Regions from separate parts of the Mus musculus genome. Here region 1 is linked to region 2. The links are chromatin loops, found by intact Hi-C in ENCODE. Cell type or tissue: left cerebral cortex. All regions are shown on one strand. Each heading gives the region's core, and the rest is flanking DNA. Links, peaks and the distances in the headings are about the cores only.

Region 1 (11,478 bases), core at 1,787-9,786, 68 kb before region 2:
AGAATAAAGACAGAGTCTACATTAGATATTTTTTTAACCCTAGTAACTGCGACCACTTTCTGTGTAGCACATCCCTTTTTACCAAGTGGCACTCACTGTCTCATTTTCTTAGGGATCCATTTTGGATACTTTCCCACACAGCTGTTTACCTTTTTGCTTTCTGTGCCCAACAACAAGCAAATCGGGAAGATCTGCTCCTGCAAGTATGCTCCAGAAGTTATTTAAGGCATTGATGTCAGCCATCCCTGGGCCCTTTCAGGGTAAACACACTTTGGTTACTGTCAGTGAGGACAGATGGAAAAGCTTATCCATCAGTGGCGACTTAGCACATCAATGCTTGGCATGAGGGAAGAACGCTAGCCAAGTCTGAAGTAATTGGAGACTTTCTTTCTATGTGGGTAGCTCTCACATGTACATGGACAAGACAGATCTTAGAAATGGCGGTGGCGTTTCTTTCTACATTCTAATGGCACGTACTCATGGCAACCTGATTCTATGTATCGAATGAGCACACGTTTAAAAGAACACTTTAATAAAATGGGGCCTCTGCCTCTGTACACCAACTCTCAAGAACTGTTACACAGAACTTCAGTAAACATACATTGCTTTGATATGCACAAAGCCGTTAGCTGTTCTGTAGTAAGAATTTACCAGGGGCTCCACCCCTTAATCTGATTTCATATTTACTGTGCTGTTGATCAAATTCATATACACAGTGGAATAACTTCAGGCACTGGCATTCTCGCCAAATGCTATGATTAGCCTTGATAATAAGTTATTTGACTGATGGCCATTTTATCTGCACGTGGATTAATCAAATAATTCTATCCAGTATCTTTAATAATAGTAGTCTGCTTCGAATGATAAGGCCATATCTTCGAAGTACTGGAAGGTTTGAATTTGATGTGGAAAGCGATGTTTGGTTTCTGGGTGGATAAAAACTTTCAGAGGATTTAGATAAGGCGCCTGGTCTGCCCACCAGCTTGCTAGCAGCAGGCTTCTGGGAGGAGAGTCCCAGTAAACAGGAAGGATGCGAGGAGAGCTGGCAGCGGTGAAGGCCAATCCACAGCTGATCAGTCCTGAAGCTGCTGGAGCTTCGGAGCAGGTTTCAATCTTTCTGCAGACAACACAATTTTGTAGCTAAAGGGAAATCCATTTATCTCTGCTACATTTAGCAGCTCTCTCTCAAGTTCTGATTTCCGACTTCAGACTTAGAAACAAGTTATTATCTAGTTTTTTTTTCCCCCCTTATGGAAGCGAATGTCTTCTCCACTTTTATATAAGAAAAAAGTTGTAGTAAGTAGCATTTGGATGGTGACCTGTGTCATGTTGGTTCTATTTCAATGCTGTGAACTGGTTAGGAATTTCTTTAATCTGTTTTCTGCCTTGGCAAAGATGTCCAAGGAAAATAATCTAATCTAAAAATGGAACATGGCTCCTGTTGGTAATTTGTAGGTAATTCAATATTTTATTATCAATATTTGTTTCTTTTCTCAGCAATTTAATGTTATTAAAATTCAATTGAGTTTTGACAAGAGCACATCCTCCAAAAGGGGGGATATGTTCCTTGTCCTTTCACAGTTCAAGGCCATGGCTATATATAACAAACAGAATTCTCCTTAGTTGTATCATATGCTTTTTGGAAGAACCTCCCCCCACCGAACCCCCCAGTATATTGTGCTTATTCTAGAAACAAGATCGCATATTTTTAGAAATCCTTGCACGTTGGAGAGTTGGTGGTGCTGACATGAGGCTTGTGTGACTGCCGTGCCTGAGTGGAGAACTGGATGTCTGGGCCTTTCCAGTCGTGCAAAGGAAGCATCAGGCTCATTAATTTCATTACTGCACAAAGTGACAGGTAGCTAACACTGAGAACAAAGCTCCTCGCGTGTCTAGCTAGACACAGGATGCTTCCCTTTGACTATCCAGTGCATCCCCACGGCTCTAGACCAAACATTAATTTTCTTCTCAAACTGTTGTTTTCTGTTTCTCTCAATATGTTTCTCTCTGTGGCAATTCCACACGTCCACTTCTCTAGCTGAAGTCTCATTCCGTCTTTTTTGTTTTATGGGCTCTTGGGTATAAACTTTCATCTTTATTTTGTACAACTCCCACGATCCTTGACTTGTTTCCTGGTCTTGTTTTTAAGAAAGCTTTCCTATCTAGTCAGTCTTGGGCACGGCAGCTTTTCCCTTAGGGTTTATTCTCTTCTGTTGAAAAATGTATTCTTTTGTGTGGAGTTTGTCCATCTCTGCCTTGTGATGGTCAGCATATGAGCACAAGGCCTTGTAGAATCATGCTTATTCTCACTCGCTCTTACAGATCTCTACTAAGAATACAGAATCTTCTTTGCCTTGTTATCTTCACCGACACTAAATTGATACTTTAAATGTATGTCTGGTTAATAACATTCATAAACCTTTTACATTGTGTTTCATCCATTTTTATTTGTGCTTTTGGACTTTCAGAAATAGAAATCATTTACTAATACAATCTTATTCGTGCCCATTGTCTTCATTATGGGGGCAGCTATCTGGAGTGCTATGGTCTCTCCCTTCCTTTTACTTCTATGAAGGCTTCAGCAAATGCATATTAAATTACAAAAGCGTAATTAGAGGGCAGAGAAAGCCCTTCTTAAGTGTCGTGAAAACATGGCTCCTTTGAACACCTTTAAAAAAGCAAATGGAATCCTACCTCCTCTTAGCATTTCAGTCACAGCTTGATTAAACTTCAAAACTTGCAGCCATTTCAGGAACTCTGTACTATTAAGTGTTATCCTTTGCAGAGGTCATGGGATGAGTCCACAGCTCATGGTTCTCTGTCAATGATTTTTTCCTAAATGATTTACCTACTTGACCATGGATAGCTGAATGTGTATTTGTGATTGATAATATGGGTTCTGCATGCAAAACCTACAATGTTAGTATCGTAGTTTTTATTTTTGAAAATTTCTCCCCCCCCTTTGAGACCCTCTTATATCATCTCAACTGGTTTGACCTTCTATATCAAACTGAACAATGATTAAGAGATAGAATTATCTCAGACTGTCAGACCAGAACCCAGAGAATATGAATGTGGCTTCTGTAGCATGATGCTTAGAGCTGAGATCACATGGGTTTTGTGATCCAGCTTTGATTCTCTCACCATATTGTCCAGAGTTTTGTGAGCACAATGAAAACTGACTAGGCAGTTTTATTAAAGAACAGTTTAGTTTTGTAAAACATATTAGAGAGTATTCCTATCAGGTTTCTTTGAGCTAATCCCCTAAAGCAATAGAATAAAAATTTGTCAATGATTATAATATAGGACCATAGTAAATGTAATATAGATCACGGATATACTCTAAGTTCTGCCTTTTTAATTGCCAAATGATTTGATCCTGTTTTGTCAACTCTAGGAACCTCAGTATTATCGGTACAATGGGACACGGAAGGAAGGGTTTAATCATCTGTGTGATATGTGACATGTGAATGTGTAATATGATTTAGAATAGTAGACAGCATAGAGGGACACGTTAAAGATTTTGTTATTATTCCTAATAACTTTTATTAAATTTCATAGCTTGAAAATACTAAAACCTTTGCCTTTTCCCCCTGCCACGTTACCTGCATGAAATACAGATGGTCTCATATGTGTGACATAACTCACAATGTTTCCAACACGTTCTGACTTAGGGATAGATGCGACTGTCAGGCAACATTCTGAAACAAAGACTGCTGATAAAAACCTAAAGTCAAGACATTTTGATAGTTCTCAAGAAATTCATGGAGACAGGATGAGAAAAAGAATCAAACTTTGAGGAGAATAAAATAGTCATCAGAAGCCACAAGATACTGTAAGCCTCTAGAATATTAAGCTTATGGTACCGGAAGGGGACATTTTGCATCTCTCTGTAGTCTCAATAACTGGACCACCCAGGCAATACCATCGGAGATAATGTTTTAATACAGTAGTCACGATGTTAGTGGCAAAAACGGCATCCTTTCTGTTGGCAGTGAAAGGTCCGCTCAAACACATGCGCGTGATGCCCCGTGTGGGTGCTGGTAACAGATGTCTTCAGTGCTTGGCTTTCTTTGCCTTCAGAACTGGCTCAGAATTTAGAGACCGAGAAGCCTACCTCCATGCCGCGCTGACTACCTCATGAATACTGACTGGCATTTAATTAGTGATCATTTTTATTATGAATCAACTTTATATTCCATGCTTCCATGGAATGATTTATGAAAATACTTGTGCTTATCATTTCAATGAGTCAATATCCCCTTTATTTATGATGGGAAATTTAAGCTTACAGAAAGTAATGTGAATCTTAAAAGATTCTTGAAAAAAAAAAAGTCATGGCCCAGTCTCACACTTAATTCTTTGAACCATCAAACTCTTCTAATTAATCCACTTTCTGGTAACTCCTGTTTCAAAGCAATGCTTCCAAGCTACCTGAGACACTACATTTGGTCTCCTACTATTCTATAGTTCTAATGGAGATGGCTGCTTTTCTTCTATCCCTTTTTCTAGAAAACCTTTATCTTCTGCTATCTCTTCTCCTAATTTTCCTGAAAACAGGGCTCCATAATATTCTTCTGTTGATTTTGACTAGGATTAAAACATTAACCCAAAGTATTTAGGTTAATCATATTTTAATATGAATTTATATTTTAATTCATAGTTTAATATGAATTAGTAAAACAATGACATAGAGGATTTTACTAAAGCATCAAAGGTAGAAAATGTAATGGAAGGGACAGCTATATTCTGCATTTTAATTTTTTTGTATTTTACATTATTAGAATGACCAAAGTCAGAGCCTGGCCACTATGATTGTAGAGTTTTTATGGCTGTTATGCTGTTAGGCTTACATATCTTGAAATCCAGCTAATGCCTAGAAGAAATGTAATTGTCTCAACAGACTTGTGGCTTTTGAAAATTCTTCCAAATACTTCAGTAGATGGATTGCTTAATATGTTTAGGCCAATGCCTTTCCAGTAATGTAAAAGTCAGTATTTGAAGTTCACTTGAATGACTAAAAATTGGCAAATTTACTGTGCTGATATGGGCAAATTGTTTGACTTAGGGTCAAATTAGTACCTATGAGAAATAAATTTATTTTAAATTAAATATTGTTGAGTAGAAAGGGAGAAAATACCAGAGTGCTGGTCATAAAATTGCTGGAAAGAAGATCTTGAGAGGAGAAAAAAAGAACAACAAAATGAATGGAGTAGGGTGTGTGTGTGTGTGTGTGTGTGTGTGTGTGTGTGTGTGTGTATGTGTGTTAAGCACTCACCCAGAGAAGGAGCTCACTGGTGTACAAGTAATGAGTGAATGTACTACTTTCTTCAGTCCCTGCGGTCTGAAATCTTCTTGACCATTTGTAACAAATGGAAGATAAACTATGACTGCATCCTAGAGACTCTCCAGGGAAACTATGCATTTGTGTTACATGGGCTAGATTCCCCTGACACTTTTGTTCTACTTTGCTCTTTGGCACCTTTTCTGGCTGTCTCAGAGCAGTACAACTTTCAAGATGGATAGGAGGAGGGGAAGAGATTGGGATGGTAGAGCATTCCCAGGACAACAGGGTGAGCTATTTCAGCTCCAACAGCCCCCCAGAAAATGGCAAAGAAAGCAGTTGGATCCACACTGTTAGAGGAAATCAGGTGCTGTGTTTATGGGATTATGTGGGTATGAAGGGCAGATACAATCTCAAGACTACAAACATGAAGATAAGCACTAGCTTAAAGATGTATGCTCTTCCATAAAGGACCACAACGCCATGGAGTTGGCCATGAACATGGTTGCGTAATATTTACTGCAAAAGTGATCTTGGCTCTATTCCTCACCTCAGCCCCACCAAGTTAACACTGTGGAGTTTACAGCAGCAGATGCTAACACCTACGGCTAGAAAAATACCACAGAAGAGTTATGAGGTTGGAGTTAGATAAGAGAAGTGTCTGTTTCGTTAGAAAGTCAAGATAGCTACTAGCTATTTTGAGATGTTTTATAATTTTCTAGGCAATGTTCCAACTGTGCTATAAAATGAAATGGGCTCCTCTGAAAACAGCAATGTATAATAAGTCAGAGACTTGGTTAATCCCAACTCGTCAGACTCTGATCAATACAAAGCAATAGGAAATAAATTCCTGAAATGTTTGAGGCGTTAGGATTGTTTTGCTACTTCATTATGAAGCACAATCTCGTCTGAGTGGTTTTAAGATTAACTTTCCCACTGGCATTGTGTCAGTAGAATATGGTTTTGAATTAAAAGAATGTTTCGGATTGAACTTTAATAAATGTGAAACTTAATAAAGGAAACAACAAAAATCAAAATCAATTACAGTGTTTAGTGCTACTTCAATTTGTTATGATGTAGAAAGTGCCAGAGGTGTGGAGTGAGAGGACTCTGACTTTAAAACTCAGTGAAATTTTCTTCTTTGAGAATTTAACTTTATGAAAAGTAAGTCTGATGATATCACATTGATAATTTTGTGAATGACATGAAAATCTGTGTGAACATCTAGCATATACAGAATTTTATTTAAAAACCCACTTTTCTTATGATTAATTTATGTTTTATGTATGAGTACATTGTCTCTCTTTTCAGATACACCAGAAGAGGGCATTGGATCCCATTAGAGATGGTTGTGAGCCACCATGTGGTTGCTAGAAATTGAACTTTTAGGACCTTTGGAAGAGTAAACAGTGCTCTTAACTGTTGAGCCATCTCTCCAGCCCCACAAATACAGAATTTAATAAATGAATTTATTTATTATTAAATATGACATTTTGAAGAGTAAAGATTATATATCAAATTCTTCTCTAAAATTTAATAGATTTTTTTTTTATTCTAAAAGTATTCTCTGGAGATATTTAAAATGTTTAGTTAGATACAAATATTCAATTATAAGTGATCCTTTTCTCTCTAACGAGTTAAGGAAAAGAAAAGAGGCCTGGTTTACCTCCATAACCTGAAGGGAATGTCAGTGATTTGGAGTTAATCCAGCATGAAATGAACATTTGAATTTTAGAGAAATCTTAGATTTATGGGAATGAAGAACCTATTTCTTCAGAAGGGAGACTGAAAGAAAGAAACAGGATATCAGCTGAAATTGGAGACATAGGAACAGGGAATGGGGCCTCTCTTGATCTAAATAACTGATGCCCTCTGGATTTGAGAGAATGTATCCAATGTCTCACAGGCCAGCAAGTCTCAGAGGAAATAAAGGGTGTTGGCAGACAGTTCTGTCTGTCTTGTGTAACCATCTCTGACACTGACACAGCATCCTACTGTGTTAAACCCGTAAGCAAACTAACTTACCACATTCTGTCTCCTTGAGAAATCTGTAGGAGAGAATGAGACTTTTGAATACTGATGGACCTTAAGAACCCGGGAGGCAATGACAGGTGGCAGAGTGTGGATTTAGCAACTGTGTGAAGTAGCTAAGAGTGAGACTATTCTTGGGCCATCTTCAGCAGGTTATAGTGTTTAGGGGATGGGGGGGGGGGTGAGTTTTCTAGGTATAATGGACTCACTAGATGATCCTCAAGGTCTTTTTCCTGCTGATCTTATCATGTGGCAGGTATTTCAATAAGATAAAGCTATTCTTTTCCTTTTATGGCTCAAGGAGAGAGAGAGAGAGAGAGAGAGAGAGAGAGAGAGAGAGAGAGAGAGAGAGAGAGAGAGAGAGAGAGACAGACAGACAGACAGACTGATTGATTTACTTTTCTCTAAAACTAGAAATTTCTCCCAGGCAAACAAACTAATGATACTCACACGGATGGGAAGATTCTCATTTTCAATGTTTGAATAGATTGCGATCCTTGACTGAGGAATGAGGAAAGGAGGGAAGTAAATGGAGTTTTGTATCTTTATAAAGGGAATCAGGGAGCTAGAAATGGGAACAGTGAGATCTTCACGCTACATATTACCCAAGGCACAAGACACAGTTCATGGGGATGGTACACAAGGAGGGACTATAATTTTGTCTTGTAGCTCATGGTAACTGACCCAGAGATTCTTAAGCATAAGGATACTTTAAGCAATCTAGGTATTAGGGAAGACTTGTAAATATGTATTAATAGTCATTTTGAGCCTATGAAATTGAAAGTTTTTACTAAAGAAGAATCATGCCATAGTTTTCACTTTGTATCATTATATCGGCATTAACAAGGCGCACTGCTGTCCTCTCTTTTGCCATTGCCTTGTTTTATATGCCTAACAGTACTATACTATGTCCAGTTCAGAGGAAATCCCATTTAAGACATTAAAACCTGTGCTTGAATGGCTAACCCCATTTTAATTTTAGATCTAGGAATGGCATTTTCTTGCAGCACTATAAATATCTATCTACCTTCTTCAGAGACTGTTTTCCCTTTCATCAGAACAATGTATACGGAGTTGGTAGCGACAAAGAAGAGGACGGGGAGCAAGTTCCGGTGGAGACTGATGACAGGAATTGATGCTCTTAGTGCTGTGTGTGCAAAGCTCGCATTTTCCCAAGACAGTGAAAACTTCCTAAGACAATTTTCTCCTCATCAAAACTGCAAGTCACCTACCCCAACATTTGCTGTCCAAATTTGTCATAACTCTTTTTTAACATGCCACTTCGTTTTCTTTTCTATCCCTCATTTATAGACATTTTTGAGTTGCCTTCAAGGAATACACAATTTTGCATTCAGTCTCTTCACTGTGAAATTTCCCACAAGATTCCACGGACTCTAAGTCTGTCCAACATTATCGTGATTCACATTAAGTCAATGGGATACATGTTCGCTTTACTTGCAGCTACGCAGCCGAAGAACTATGAAGCTCTGGTGCTCAGAAGCCCATAATCAGCCCTGATTGTATCCTTTCTCTTTCCAAAGAGATAAACTTTACACAAAAACTAGAGCCAGCCCCCCCCTCATTTTTCTAACTTCCATTGGTGTAGGCAGTGATTCGTTTTTTGGCTTTTTGATGAGCTACCAAAGAGATTAGTAACGAAAGTGAAAACAGAAAAAAATAGATTTATATCTGAGAAGCTTCTGCTCATCAAAGAATTGAAGATTTATCTGACAAGGAACTAACATTGAGAATATATTAAAAATCCAAAAGAGCTGACCATCAAATCCCTCCAAATAGGTCAAAGAAGCAAAAATAAACCTTTCAAAAAAACCACGCCATGGCCAAGTTTATGAAAATAAAAAAGCTGAGTCTTACTGATGATCACCAGGGAGCTGTGAATCACACTCGTCCATCTCACTCTGGTGAGAAAGGCTATGCTCAGAAGACCAAAATAATAACTGCTCCTGAGGATACAGAGAAAGTGCAACTTTCCTTGTCTAGTCAGGGCCTTCCTGTCACATGGACTGCTTCAAAGTCAGAGAAGACGCTCAGTCAGAAAAAAACAAAACAAAACAAAACCCTTAAAGCCAGATGTCAGACTCTGCCACAGTCATTTTAAAACAAAATGAATTACAAGTATTCTTCTGTAGTGGGATCCACAGGGATAGGCAAACTAGAGTCAGGCTCTAAGCTAACAAGATGCTTTCTTCACTCTCAGAGAGAGCTGAGCTGTGCTTGTTTCTGCTGAGGTGCTAGTCTCAAGGTTATTTGTCATGGCCATGACCATTCAGGTGTCTTGCTTAGAAGAAAACTGCTTAGAAAGACTTTCTTTTAGAACATAGCCTTTGTTGTAAATAGGCCTAAAGCTCATATTAGCGAACTATGATTTGAGGCTTCCTACGTTCATGTAAGGATGAATCATGGAATATATGGGAACATTAAACAATACCACATTATATGGATAAATGTTGTGATAGTGCCATTCACAGAGATAAAATTCAAATATAGGGCAAATGATTGGGCTATGTGGAATAACTGGTTTTGGTAGACTATATTTTTTTGTTTTTTTGTTTTTTGTTTTTTTAAATCTAATCAGACAGAGTAACTTCCAATACATTTTAAAGAAGACTTCCTATTGTTACCAAACTTTTGTAAGGATACCCACTGTTAATAATGGTATATTTCTTCAGATCAAAAGATCTTGTTATAAACGAGTGAAGAAAATATATGTTATCCTCATAGGACATGATAAAACATTCAGTAGAACCTATAATTTGGCATAAACATGTAAAAGCTCACAAGAGTTGGCAGGACACTCTCCTTGAGGGGCTAGTGGATTTTTTAAATTCAAATGCCAATCTAAAGGAAGCATAATGACAAGAAATTAAAAAATATATTTCCCTGGACATATTAAATCTTCAGCTACAGGATTTTACAATGAAACAAAGCCTAAATTTTTTTCCAGGCTCCTATTTTGAACACTGAATAGATTTGAATTGTATTATTTCGAGGCAATTAAATACACCTGTGCTATTAAAGTCGGAATTGCAAATATTAATAAAGCAAATGTGTTCCATGGAGATGAATTTGTTTTGCTGTTCCTCCCATTGTCTGCATGATTGCATTACAGAGGCGTGAGGTAGTCATTTGCTTTAGCTTTTAACTGGAATCGTGGCTTTAATGCAAACCGTGTCCATTTTCAGTGCCATAATGGAATGGCAGATATTCCTTTCCGGTAAGATAGTTCCTATCACTTATCTTAGAACAAAGGGAACCACTATTCGTTTTGTACTCTAGGAAGGTATTTTTAACTTAAGAACTGCTTGAAGTGGAATAATCATAACAGGTAATAATTAATGGTTATGCAGTCTCCCTATTAACATTCTTTTTTTTCCTATTAACACTCTTTAGTGTACATTAAGTTATTACATGTCTTTCTAATAGTGTGACATTATCCATTATAGCATTTAAGCAGAGATTTACCAATATACCTACCTCTTTGTGGTAGACTTAAAATCTCTACTACAACAAAATGCACAGACACAAAGGAACTTCTTTCAGGAGGCCCTCATCTGTTTTTGCAGAAGGCTATTGGTCTTGTAAAAGTTGTACTGGTTGTCCAAACAGCCATTTCTTTTTAATCCACTAAGGGAATACTGATATGTTCAGTTATCACATAGAGATTATTATACTCAGGAATAATAGATTATTTCCTCATAGGCATGGGGATGGGTGAGTTATAATTAAATTAAATCTCTTATTTGGGATTTCAGTATTTCATTGATTGGTCTACAGTTGGAATAGAAAACCCAGTACTGCTAGTCAGATGTAAGAGATACCTGTGGACAACTGCTGTTAAGTGGTTTCTTTTTTTTTCTCTGATAAAAGACACAGGCTGGCAGGAGAAGAACTCTCCAGCCCTACCACACCACTGCCAGCTGGATTGTGATGTGAGTATCTAATATTTGGAGTTGCCTAAACTATCATTTTAACCATTCAGTAAGGGCTCAAAATTGCTGTAATCACCTATAAACAATCGTGGGAATTATTTTCCTGAAATTTTGGTTCAACGGAATGAATAATATATATGATTATTCAAGTTGTCTATTTTAGCTAGGTTAAGTCATCTCATGCAGCAGTAACAAAGAAGCCAAGTCCGAAGG
Region 2 (11,478 bases), core at 1,309-9,308:
CTTATTTGAGGTAGTATCCTCATGAGAGGCAAAAGAAGAGCACTATCTTCTTTACTGTGCTATGGAAAGAATTAAATGAGGCTTAAAAACAAAACAACTTTATATTTACCATATAATAAGCTCTCGATAAATAACAGCTATTTTGTTAATGTTGAGAAATTATACTGTTTATATTTTTCAATTATGCTACTGTTATATGTGTCTGTGATGGTTTAAGTATGACTGTCAGGATCAAACAATATCTACACTCCCATCAAAAAGCAAGCTAAATGCTTACTTCAATTTATATAACTTTCATAGTAAGCAATGGCAATAACTTCTACTCCATGGGTGAAAAACCTGACGGGTGCACATAGTAAATAGCTTACATAATTAATACCATATAAGCAAGATAAAGGAGCAATCAAGTTTCAAACTTAAGAAATAATTATTTCCCTTGAACTTTTTTCATAGTATATAGTAATTGAACCTGCTACTACATTCTACATAGCATTTTTATATAAATATACAGTATATATTGATTACATTCCTCCAGGTTCCATCTCTCCCTTCTTTTCTAACATTTTCCTTGTTTTATTAGTCTTTTCTGCACCTATAGAGTTTCACTTTTATTTTCAAATCATACATACAGATATGTTATCATGTACCTACATAAAATCTTGGAATCTCAAATAAGAGAGAGGGCAGGATATTTGCCATTCAAACCCTACCTTACTTTGCTTAAAATGTCTCCACTTGTCTCCAGTTGCATCTCCTTTTCTGTGAAGGACATAATTTCTTTATGGGTGAAAAAAACCCCACACACATTCATAGATGATATAAATGTCCTTTAATCCATCCTTTGTTGCTGGACATCTAGGTTCTAAGTTTCCATAATCTAGCTCTTGTCCACAGTGCTGTAATAAACATTGATGTTCAAAATATGTTCACCTGGTTCCCTTTGGATAAATACCTAGGAGTGATATAGATAGCTCTATAGAATTTTATACACACACACACACACACACACACACACACACACACACACACACACACATGCACACTCACACACACACACACACACACATATAATTTGATTTTCCTTTATCTGATGGCCAGCTAGGTTAAGACTTTATGATATGTTTCTTGTCAACATGCCTTTCATCTTCTGCACGCTGTTAACTTCATTAGCTTATTATTTCTTCACTGAATTATTTGATTTCTTGTTTAGCTTGGGTTTTTTAGTTCTTTGTATATTCTAGGTATTAATTCTATGCCAGAAATCATTGCAGAACCACCTAAAGCTAAAGAAACCACCTAAAGCTAAAGAAAGAAAACATTTAGAAAAGTATGATTGCTCCCCATGGTCAGAAAGCTCAAGTGCAAGTTCGTTTTCCACTTGTTCATTGGCTAAAGATTACACATCAGAAGTCAGTGTGCTAGGGGAGAACTCAAACTGAGACAGAATCACCTTTAGACAATTTTCACTCACGTCTGTGGCTTTCCTAAGAATAACCATGCAGGTGGCACTTACATCTCTCCCCACATCTTCACAGACCTGAAGCGTTTTTGGTCATATCTCTTTGACATCTGTTTCACATTTGTTGGATTTTCCTGAAGACCTACCATTCATGATTCATTTGGGTTGATTGTTTTTCTTTAGTTTTTTAGTGAAAAGAAGACGCAACACAGTTTCTTAGGTAATGATTCCATAAGCAAAACCCCACGAAGACCCTTCCCTCATAGTAGGAAGATAGGACAAAGAGTGTTAGCTAGAAAGTCATACTGTGTATATAACAGTGGATCTTGAAGGCTAGGTGGTACAAAGAGAAATGAAGGCTGTATCTTTTGCTTTTATAAACCCTTGCAAAAGAACAGTGAAAACACATGCTTTCCTTGTTTCATTGGGATGCAACATGGATGGATAAAGACGGTTAACAGAAGTGAAAACTATCTTACTGTTGAGAAAAGGGTTCAAAATCCAAATTACACCCTTTCTTGTGCCTTAAGAAATCAATTTGCCATGACCACGTTCACACAGGATGGGATTTCTTTTAAATCTGAGATCTGACTTCTGGAATCCAATCAAAACTCTTGCACTAAGATGTTCCAGATACATTTTTTATAAGTTCCAAATCCATTTTTCATAAGGTCTAAAAAAGGAAAAGAAATCTGTCATTTGTAGAATGTCTCCATTTTAGAAATATATTCTGGTTTCCACTCTATCACCTGCTATACAATCTTGCAAAAACTTCTGGATCAGTAAGAAATGTGAACAAACAATTCTTTAAAAGCAGCACACCAAATATGAAACTTAAAAGGTATCCATACCAAGTAAATTATAATAAAAAAGGTATATCACAGTTTGTGTGCATGCTTTGACAGTGCATTTCCTTTTCAACTGTGATGATATTAATTGAAAGAAATGTGGGAATAATAAAATAAAACACCTTTTGAAATAATACAAATGAGAAGAGTTGGAGATACAGAAGAAGTACAAAGAGAAGTTGGAATTCACACTAGCCAGACAGTGGATTGTGGCAAGTTGTTTTAGAAAACTGAAAATTAGACCATGAGAGAATAGAGTTATAGGATATTCATTCACAAGGATTAATACCATGAACATGAAAAGAACTCAGTAGAAAGTGTCAAATAGAGTCAGCTAAAATGTGCAAATTATCTTGAGCCATTTCGTAGAATAGAATTATAGAAAAAAATGTACAAAATAGATACCCATTGAGAAAATGTAAATCAAAACCACAATGAGATATCATATCCTTCTCAGTCAGGGCGGGTGTTATCAAAAAGGCAGAAAGTAGGAGCTGGGGAGAGCTGGGCCATTCAGCGAAGCTTCCTAACCAAGAGGACTTGAGTTTGTATTTCTAACAACCATATAAGAATTTGGGTGAGGTGGAACACAGCTTCAGCCCCAACGCAATTCAAGTGGGGAAGAGCTGCAGCCCTATGGAGCTCTTTGGCCATTCAGGGTAGCCAAGTCTGTAAGTTCTAGGTTCAGTGAGAGACCCTGCCTTTAAATGTAAGTGATAGATCAAGCAAGAAATCCATGTGACATATACACATGCGCCACACAGCCACATATCATCAACAAGGCTGCCACTGCCGTCACCACTACCACCACCTTTCACACAAGTGTGTATAAAGCCAAACGGTAAATGTTGACAAACATGTGCCTAATGGGAAAAGCCTTGAATACTATCTGTGGGACAATGAATCAGTACAGCCATTATGAAAAGTAGGAGTGAGCTTTTCATAACGAGTGAGTGTGCTCATTTTCTCATCCTCAAGAGATGAGAAATCTCTCTACTATGTATTTTCTTCTTCCGTTTTTTATTGGATATTTTCTTTATTTACATTTCAAATGTTATCCCTTTTCTGGTCCCATCCTCCCTGAAAACCCCTATCCCATCCGGTCTGCTTCTATGAGGGTGTTCCCCCACCCATCCACTCACACCTGCCTCCCCACCCTGGTATTCCCATACATTGGGACCTTGAGCCTTTATAGGACCAAGGACCTCTCCTCCCATTGATGACCAACAAGGTCATCCTCTGCTATATATGCAGGTGGAGCCATGGGTCCCTCCATGTGTACTCTTTGGCTGTTGGTTTAGTCCCTGGGAGCTCTGGGGAACCTGGTTGGTTGATATTGTTCATCTTATGGGATTGCAAACCACTTCAGCTCCTTCTGTCCTTTCTCTAACTCCTCCACTGGGGACCCTGTGCTCAGTCCAATGACTGACTGAGAGCATCTACCTCTGTACTTGTCAGGTTCTGGCAGAGCCTCTCAGGAGATAGCTGTTATCACGTTCCTGTTAACAAGCACTTCTTGGCACCCACAATAGTGTCTGGGTTTGGTGACTGTATATGGGATGGATGCCCAGGTGTGGCAGTCTCTAGATGTCCACTCCTTCAATCTCTGCTCCACACTTTGTCTCTGTATCTCTTCCCTTGAGTATTTTGTTCCCCATTCTGCAAAGGACTGAAGCATCCACACTTTGGTCTTCCTTCTTTTTGAGCTTCATGTGGTCTGTGAATTTTACCTTGGGTATTCTGAGGTTTTGGGCTAATATCCATGTATCAGTGAGTGCATACCATATGTGTTCTTTTGTGACTGGGTTACCTGACTCAGGATGATATTTACAGTTCCATCCATTTACCTAAGAATTTCGTGAAGTACCATGTATTTTCAAAGCTACACTTAAATGTGGTGAACAACCACATTTAACCACATTTCTGATACTGTGTTATCAAGCATTACAACTTCTCATTCCTCTCTCTATAGCTCAGTACCTGTTAACCATCCTTTTTCCATCCTTTCTACTTTCATACTTTCCGGAAATCAACATCCTGTTCTTTCCTTCTATAAGATCTATAACTTATTTTAACATTATACATAAGTGAGACCACACAGTGTTGCCTTTTTAAAAAAAATTTATTTCACTTAACACCATCTCCCCATAACATTTCCCAGCCATGTTAATATAAATAATAGGATTTCATTCACTTCATGGCTGAGAAATATTCCATCATGTTTATGTGTTCATTTTCTTCTTTTTCTCATTTATTAGTGGACACTTATGTTGGTTCTGTGTCTTGGCTGCTGCTAATAGAGGTGCAGTAAACATGGGAGTGTTGATATCTTTACAGAAGTGGATGCTCACAGTCATCTATAGGATGGAACACAGGGCCCCCAATGGAGGATCTAGAGAAAGTACCCAAGGAGCTGAAGGGGTCTGCAATACTATAGGTGGAACAACAATATGAACCAATCAGTACCCTCAGAGCTCGTGTCTCTAACTGCATATGTAGCAGAAGATGGCCTAGTCAGCCATCATTGGGAAGAGAGGCCCCTTGGTCTTGCAAACTTTATATGCCCCAGTTCAGGGGAATGCCAGGACCAAGAAGTGGGGAGTGAGTAGGAAGAGGAGCAGGTTGGGAGGAGGGTATAGGGGACTTTTGGGATAGCATTTGAAATGTGAATGAAGAAAATATCTAATAAAAAATACTGATTCCCTTTCCTCTGGATATATGCCAAACAGTTGGACTTCAGGATAAAGGGAGACTGATCCTCGAGTGTTCCCAAAGCTGCAACGCACGACCTCCCAGTCTTCCCACTGTTATGCCCAATGACTTTTAAGAAAAGCTATTTTGGGTGTAGTTCCTGGGCTCTGTCCAATGTATTTATTTGAATTCATCACAGGAATATTGCCACTTGAATGCACTTCCATAGTTATATAAAACCAGCCAGATGGCAGCTCCTTGAGGTTTGAGATACCTTGTGCTGTGAGGGGGTGAGGGAAAAAAAACCCAATAAAACCCTAAAAGCAATTATAAACAAAATAATGTTTAGAAGGGAAATATTTTTCTTGTATCTAATTAGCAAAACACTCAGAAGGGATTTGTAATGAACACGACTGTTAAGTAATGTTTTGGTGAGGCCAGACTAGATAATCTTTTAAAGATGAAAACGAATAATATTTACATTCAATGCCTTCAGGAATCAGTATAAGCTCCGAATGAACAGGCCTGTGGTATCTTTTCACATGATCATTTATGTCTTTTGCACAGGCTGAGAAAAACGTGAGGTTGACAGTCACTAATTATTCATTTGTAAGGAAAGAGGATCTTAGTTCTTAGTTGTCCACTGCCTAGAATAGAACAACCTGTAGCTTCAAGAGAAATCTGGTAGAAAGTACTTGCAGCTGATAGGTGAGAAACCAGGGGCTGAGGGTCTCAGTCCAACCTGACTTCTGATTGGATATTTAACCCACGAGGGATCATTCAGCTATTCAGAGATATTCACAGCTACTGTGACAGACAACCCAAAATTATTTCATTTTTCTTGAATGAAAAGTTGTGGAAGTTTTCTTTCTTTTCTATACCCAGGAATGGTAATGAATTCATGTTAATCCCAATCTTTACACACACACACACGCACACACACATGCATAGGCACACACACACACACACACACACACACACACACACACACACACGTACACACACATGCATAGGCACACACACACATACACACACACACATACACACACACACATACACACACACATATACACACATACACACACATGCACACACACACACATACACACACATGCACACACACGCATACACATGCGCACACACACACACACACACACACACACACACACACACACACATATTTACATTTCAAATGTTATCCCCCTTCCTGGTTTCCCCTCCAAAAACCCCCATCCTATAACTCCTGACCCCTGCTTCTATGAGGGTGATTCCCTACCCACCCACACACTCCTGTCTCGTGCCCTAGCATTCCCTTACCCTGGGTCATCGAGCCTTCATAGGACCAAGGGCCTCCCATCCCACTGATACCAGACAAGGCCATCCTCTGCTACATATGCAGCTGGAGCCATGGGTCCCTCCATGTGTAGTCTTTGGTTGGTGGAACTCCCCTGGGAGCTCTGGGGGTGGGGGTCTGGTTGGTTGATATTGTTGTTCTTCCTATGGGGTTGCAAACCCCTTCACCTCCTTCAGTCCTTTCTCTAACTCCTCCATTGGGGTTCCTATGTCTTACTAAAAGAAAGTCCCAAATAATGAAGAAATCGAAGTTAGGTTTCTCACATTCTTGATTTTCGGTAAGAAAAAAATGCAGAGTAATAGTTCATGTGCAGAAGGCATAATTAAAATGCAAACACGTGGGATGTGAAGATAGCAAGAGGAACTTTTAATGTCTATAATTGACTCACTGAATTCTAAGCTAAAAATTGTTCTTAGAAGAGAAGAAAAATCAGGGAATTTCAGAAAATTTCTTGCAAGAAAACTTGAGGGAATAGTTAGAAGATTTGAGTATAGGGAGATTCCTGCCCAGAAGGAAAACTCTGTGTTTTCAGGGGAGATGGCAGCGATTGCCTGACCTTGGTAAGTAAAGAAAGACGATGTAATAACAACACTGCTGCAACAGCAACACATACTCCAAGGACAAAAATGATGCAAGACAGAACACACCACTACCTCATGTGCATGGGATTGCATTCATACTTACGTTGACCCAAATGGCAAAGACTGTAGAGAGGCAGGCACATCCCTTGCATTTAAAAAAAAATGCTTATTAATGGAAACCCAGGACCTCCTTAAAGGGATAGATACATGTAGTTAGCTTCTCTTTTACAAGCCTAATCACTAAAATAATAAGTGACTTGGTGAGATGGAGTCAGCATGCAATCATGAGCTTTTTAAAACTTTCATTTATCATTATGTATACAGATCTGCAGGTATGTACACATGAGTGCAGGTGCATGTGGAGGCCAGAAGAGGACAGCATATCCCCTAGAACTGAAGGTACAGGGAGTTATAAGCTGCCTGACATAGGTGCTGGGAACCAAACTTGGGTCCTCTGTAAGAACAATATGCATTCTTAACTGCTGAGCCAACCATCCTAACTCCAAACATGGATCTTTTAGATCAGTTTTATTTAATGTTGTTTGACATACTTAGCCTATGCTGTGTGTAAACAGTTGCTACTATAATTTTTTTAATGATTTATTAAAATTTACATATACAAGTATGCTTGTGTATGTATGCACATATGTGGGTAAACATGCATTAGTGTGCACATATGGAGGCCAGAGTTCAGGTTTGATTCTTTTTCACAGAAGTTGTCCACCTTACTTTTTATGGCAAGAATTTTTCTAGAACTTGGTGGTTAGTCCAGGCTTACTCTGGAGTTTCACACAGCCCCACCTCCTCAGGGCTGGTATTACAAGTGTGCATCCCCTTCTTGGCTTACATGGTACTAGAATTTGAACACTAACTAACTAACTAACTAACTAACTAACTAACTAACTAACTAACTAACTAACTAACTAACGGGGATCTCTCTTCAGCCTAAATTTATTTAACACCGTAACAGGCTACTGCTCCTTATGCATCTGAATTTTATCTCTAGTAAGGATGTCAGCTGATGAGAGATCCAGATCACTCCTTTATCAGTACAAAGCTGTAGCCAACATGGAATGTGACCATTTGTTTTGCTGGCCACTTTGAGGAAATTTTACTTCAAGTGGCTATCGGAAGGGTGGGATGGTGGTTCTGTAAAATATGACCCTAGAATCATCCGCATATACATTAAATCTTAAAAGTGTGCCATGGAAGTGGAGACTTCATCATTCAGAACAGGATTTCCTAAAAACATCCGATCCAGATAATTTAAAATATCCATTTATAGGTGAAGAGTAAACAAAGAGGCATTTAATTTCCTTTCGGTATCCCTCCAACAACTATAATCTGTCATTTAAGTAAGCTGCTGTTTATAAATATGCAAGGTTGACTTGTGGTGAGCACATTCCATATATATCTATATATGTATATAGATATATATACTACAATAAAATATATTATCTATCTATCTATATAATAAAATATATATTATATAATTAATATGTATATAGATATATATTATAATAAAAGGCCACTAAGGTATAACTTACACTTTTACACCTGTGCTTCTATGCTTAGATAGAATTGTTTAAGTGGAAAAATGAATTAAAATGGATTTTTACAATTCTACCTAATTCTTCCTAGCTCAAAAATTGGACATATTAGGGTGATTTTTTTTCTCAAAGCTGTGTCTCCAGAATACACATTTAAGTTGAGCATCTGGTGATGATGTCAGACAAAAGTTATCCAAATGCCCACATTCATCTACTTGCGTTACAATCTCTCTAACAATAGGCTGCCTAGGTGAGGGCCACACAGCTGGGGACAGGGGACACCAGCTCAGTACCACTGTTCTCATACCAGCTTCTCTCATGAGTGCATTGCTCAATCCAGGCTTTGAAAGTTTAAACAACTCATCTTATGCTCCTTCTCTAGTAAAGGTATAAAGCCACACTGGGGGCTTGTCACATTCATATTTCGACACATATTATTAGGACGATAACAAAACCTTAATTTTGTTAGGCATTTAAAAGAAAAGAAAAGCCTGAGTGAATTTGGGACGAATATCAGCTTCCCTGCCAGTGTTTGCGTGTTTGTTATTTTAACGCTATGCAATAAAACACTAATAATGGCTAGCATGACTAATTTCCTCTTCTTTTTTATATGTAATCAGTAATTCATTGTCTATTTCATAGGAAGATAGCAATCGTATTGGGAACATACTAAACAAGGCGGGCAAAAAATGCAGATCATTTCCTCACTTTGGGAGATTTGTTGCTTTTTCTACTTCAAGAGGTGGCTGGAAAATGTGGTGCTTGGCCGAGACTGTGATGCTGTCCCGCTGAGAGCTACTCGGGGCACAAACACACTGGGAACGAATTATAATGTGTGATTGTGCGTGTACTTTGTGCTATGAGATTTTAAAAACGAAGTTGTTTCCTGTAATTATGCCCAGCAGGCATGGGCCTTACCACTTTGTGCTTGCCCAGAAACTTTAGTAAGCAATGATTGACCCTTGAGAACAGCCAAGAAAACAAATTGAAGGTAGCACTCTCAACTAAACATTTACGTACAAAATAAAAAAAAGGTCAGAGGAAAAGTGTTTGAAAAGAGATAGTCAGAGGAGAAGTGTGGCTAATGCTCTTCTAAGAAAATCCAGGAACAAAGCCATGTATTCTCCTATGCTCAGAGCATCACGTATCTCTCTGCTTGGGAAGTAGCTGTCCATTGCAGGATGCTTGGTGGCATTTCTAAACGACAATTGCATCTCCTCCCTGTACGTTCTGGAAGTCAAAGATGTCTCTATACATTACCAAATGTCCTAAGGGACCTTACCTTTGGTGAGAACCAACTGGCCCCATGAACCACTTCTCATTGGAGGCAAATATTCTCCTCTCTGTCTAACTTGATGTGTTTACTAAAACCTGGCACACCTATTCCATGATACACCACTGTAAAAGGAGGCAGCTATTAGTCACACATACTCTACCACCTTGTCCCGTTTGAGTTACTCAGATGAAATGGTCCTGTTACAGGTGGCATTTGATGTTTCTGCTGAGTCCTTATCTAAATTTTCAGAGAATATATATTTGTTGATCTAGGACAAAGGTGGGGGATAAGTTTTTTATTAAGTTTCTAACTATAGTAACATATCTGCTCTTTATTCTGAATTTTATTTACCAAGACCATTTCATATCAGAAAATGACAAATATCAATCAAAGCTGATCTTATTGTGAATGTCAGACATTTAAAGCTGAGAAATAGAGTGGACTCTAGTGGAAAGTAATAGATGATTAATAAGAGCACAAAGAAGGGCAGTTAAGACCCCATAATGTGATGTGTTTTGCTTTGAGTTTTTAGACTAAAATAATTTTCTCCACAGAATTACAGAAGGAAGTGTTGAAATGTATGTTTATAAATTATAACCAGTTAAAAAATACTACTGTGCTAAGCACTGGCTCATGGAATTTAGCCCCAGAACTGAATGAGATCTGGACTTATCTATATCTGTATTTCTTTTCTTCCTACTCTCAGGCCCCAAAATGTGTCATGATATTTTTGCATATTGGGAGATAGAACCTCCAACTCATTTACCTGAGAAGCATTCAAATACCCTGTGGAAGCTGTTTCTGGGAATGTCTAACTTAGTAGGTGAAGGAAGGTAGTGAAGAAGAGTAAGAAAAAGCAGCCAGGAAGCAAACTACAGCAACAAGATGTCCTTAAAACCACGGGACAGAAGTTTAAACAAAAGAGCACATAATTCTACCACATATTATAGAAAGTCTGAGGACAAACAGAAATGACTAGTAGCGTGAGAGGTTCAAGATCACCAGACAGTCTTTTTCATTATATATTATTAATTATTTACAATAGATACTCTTTTTGTTTTGTTTTGTTAGATACTCTTTTTGTTTTGTTTTGTTTTTCGAGACAGGGTTTCTCTGTGTAGCCCTTGTTGATCTGGAACTCACTCTGTAGACCAGGCTGGCCTCGAACTCAGAAATCCACCTGCCTCTGCCTCCCGAGTGCTGGGATTAAAGGTGCACACCACCACACCTGGCCTACAATAGACACTCTTAAAAGGCAACTACTACCAATTGGAAGTTAGATTCCAAGGGACTGGCTACTCAGTAGAATGTACCCCTTTCAGAATCTAGCAGATGAAAGGACAAAGTCTTAACTCCAGTACATCAGGTGGAAGAAGTGGCTTTAACAGAGAGACCTACAAATACGTGCAGACAAAGAGAAACTGCCAGAAGATTAAAGCAGTATAAATTCAAAAGAAGATGATCTATGGAGCACAGCTCCGGAGGGAGCACATTGGGAGGGGGGCAGGAGCTATGTCATCTTGGAGAGTGGAGAACTAGAAGAGAAAAGAAATAAGGATGCTAAACGTAGAAAGGAAGAGTAGCATTGCTAGGAACAGACCTGGAATGTCCTTGCTCTTCTCAAGGTCATCAACTGTAAGAAAACGTAACGGGAACGTTGGAGTGATTTCCATTACCTAGAAAGTTTGGAGCTGAGCCTCATGAGTGGCAATGAAAAGC

Evidence for each region. A loop is a pair of places that touch in the nucleus more often than their neighbours do. Peaks named below come from ENCODE experiments on the same cell type or tissue, not always from the same donor. Only the 100,000 strongest peaks of a DNase experiment are listed, where the experiment ranks them.
Region 1: it touches region 2 in a loop (2.9-fold over the local background); 2 of 42 quality-filtered maps call a loop at or near these places.

The regions. Positions count from the first base shown.
Region 1 is chr10:108,651,231-108,662,708 of GRCm38, forward strand. All of the region lies in intron 4 of Syt1 (synaptotagmin I), which reads right to left. Among named protein-coding and RNA genes, the nearest start is that of Gm5136, 43 kb to the right of the region's middle. In left cerebral cortex, for the core only: a CTCF peak has its summit at 6,626 (motif pointing right); DNase peaks (open chromatin) are centred at 4,024, 5,857, 7,326 and 9,265; H3K27ac peaks cover 7,559 bases.
Region 2 is chr10:108,719,892-108,731,369 of GRCm38, forward strand. All of the region lies in intron 3 of Syt1 (synaptotagmin I), which reads right to left. Among named protein-coding and RNA genes, the nearest start is that of Gm5136, 25 kb to the left of the region's middle. In left cerebral cortex, for the core only: a CTCF peak has its summit at 7,283 (motif pointing right); DNase peaks (open chromatin) are centred at 5,205, 5,586, 6,712 and 6,967; H3K27ac peaks cover 6,448 bases.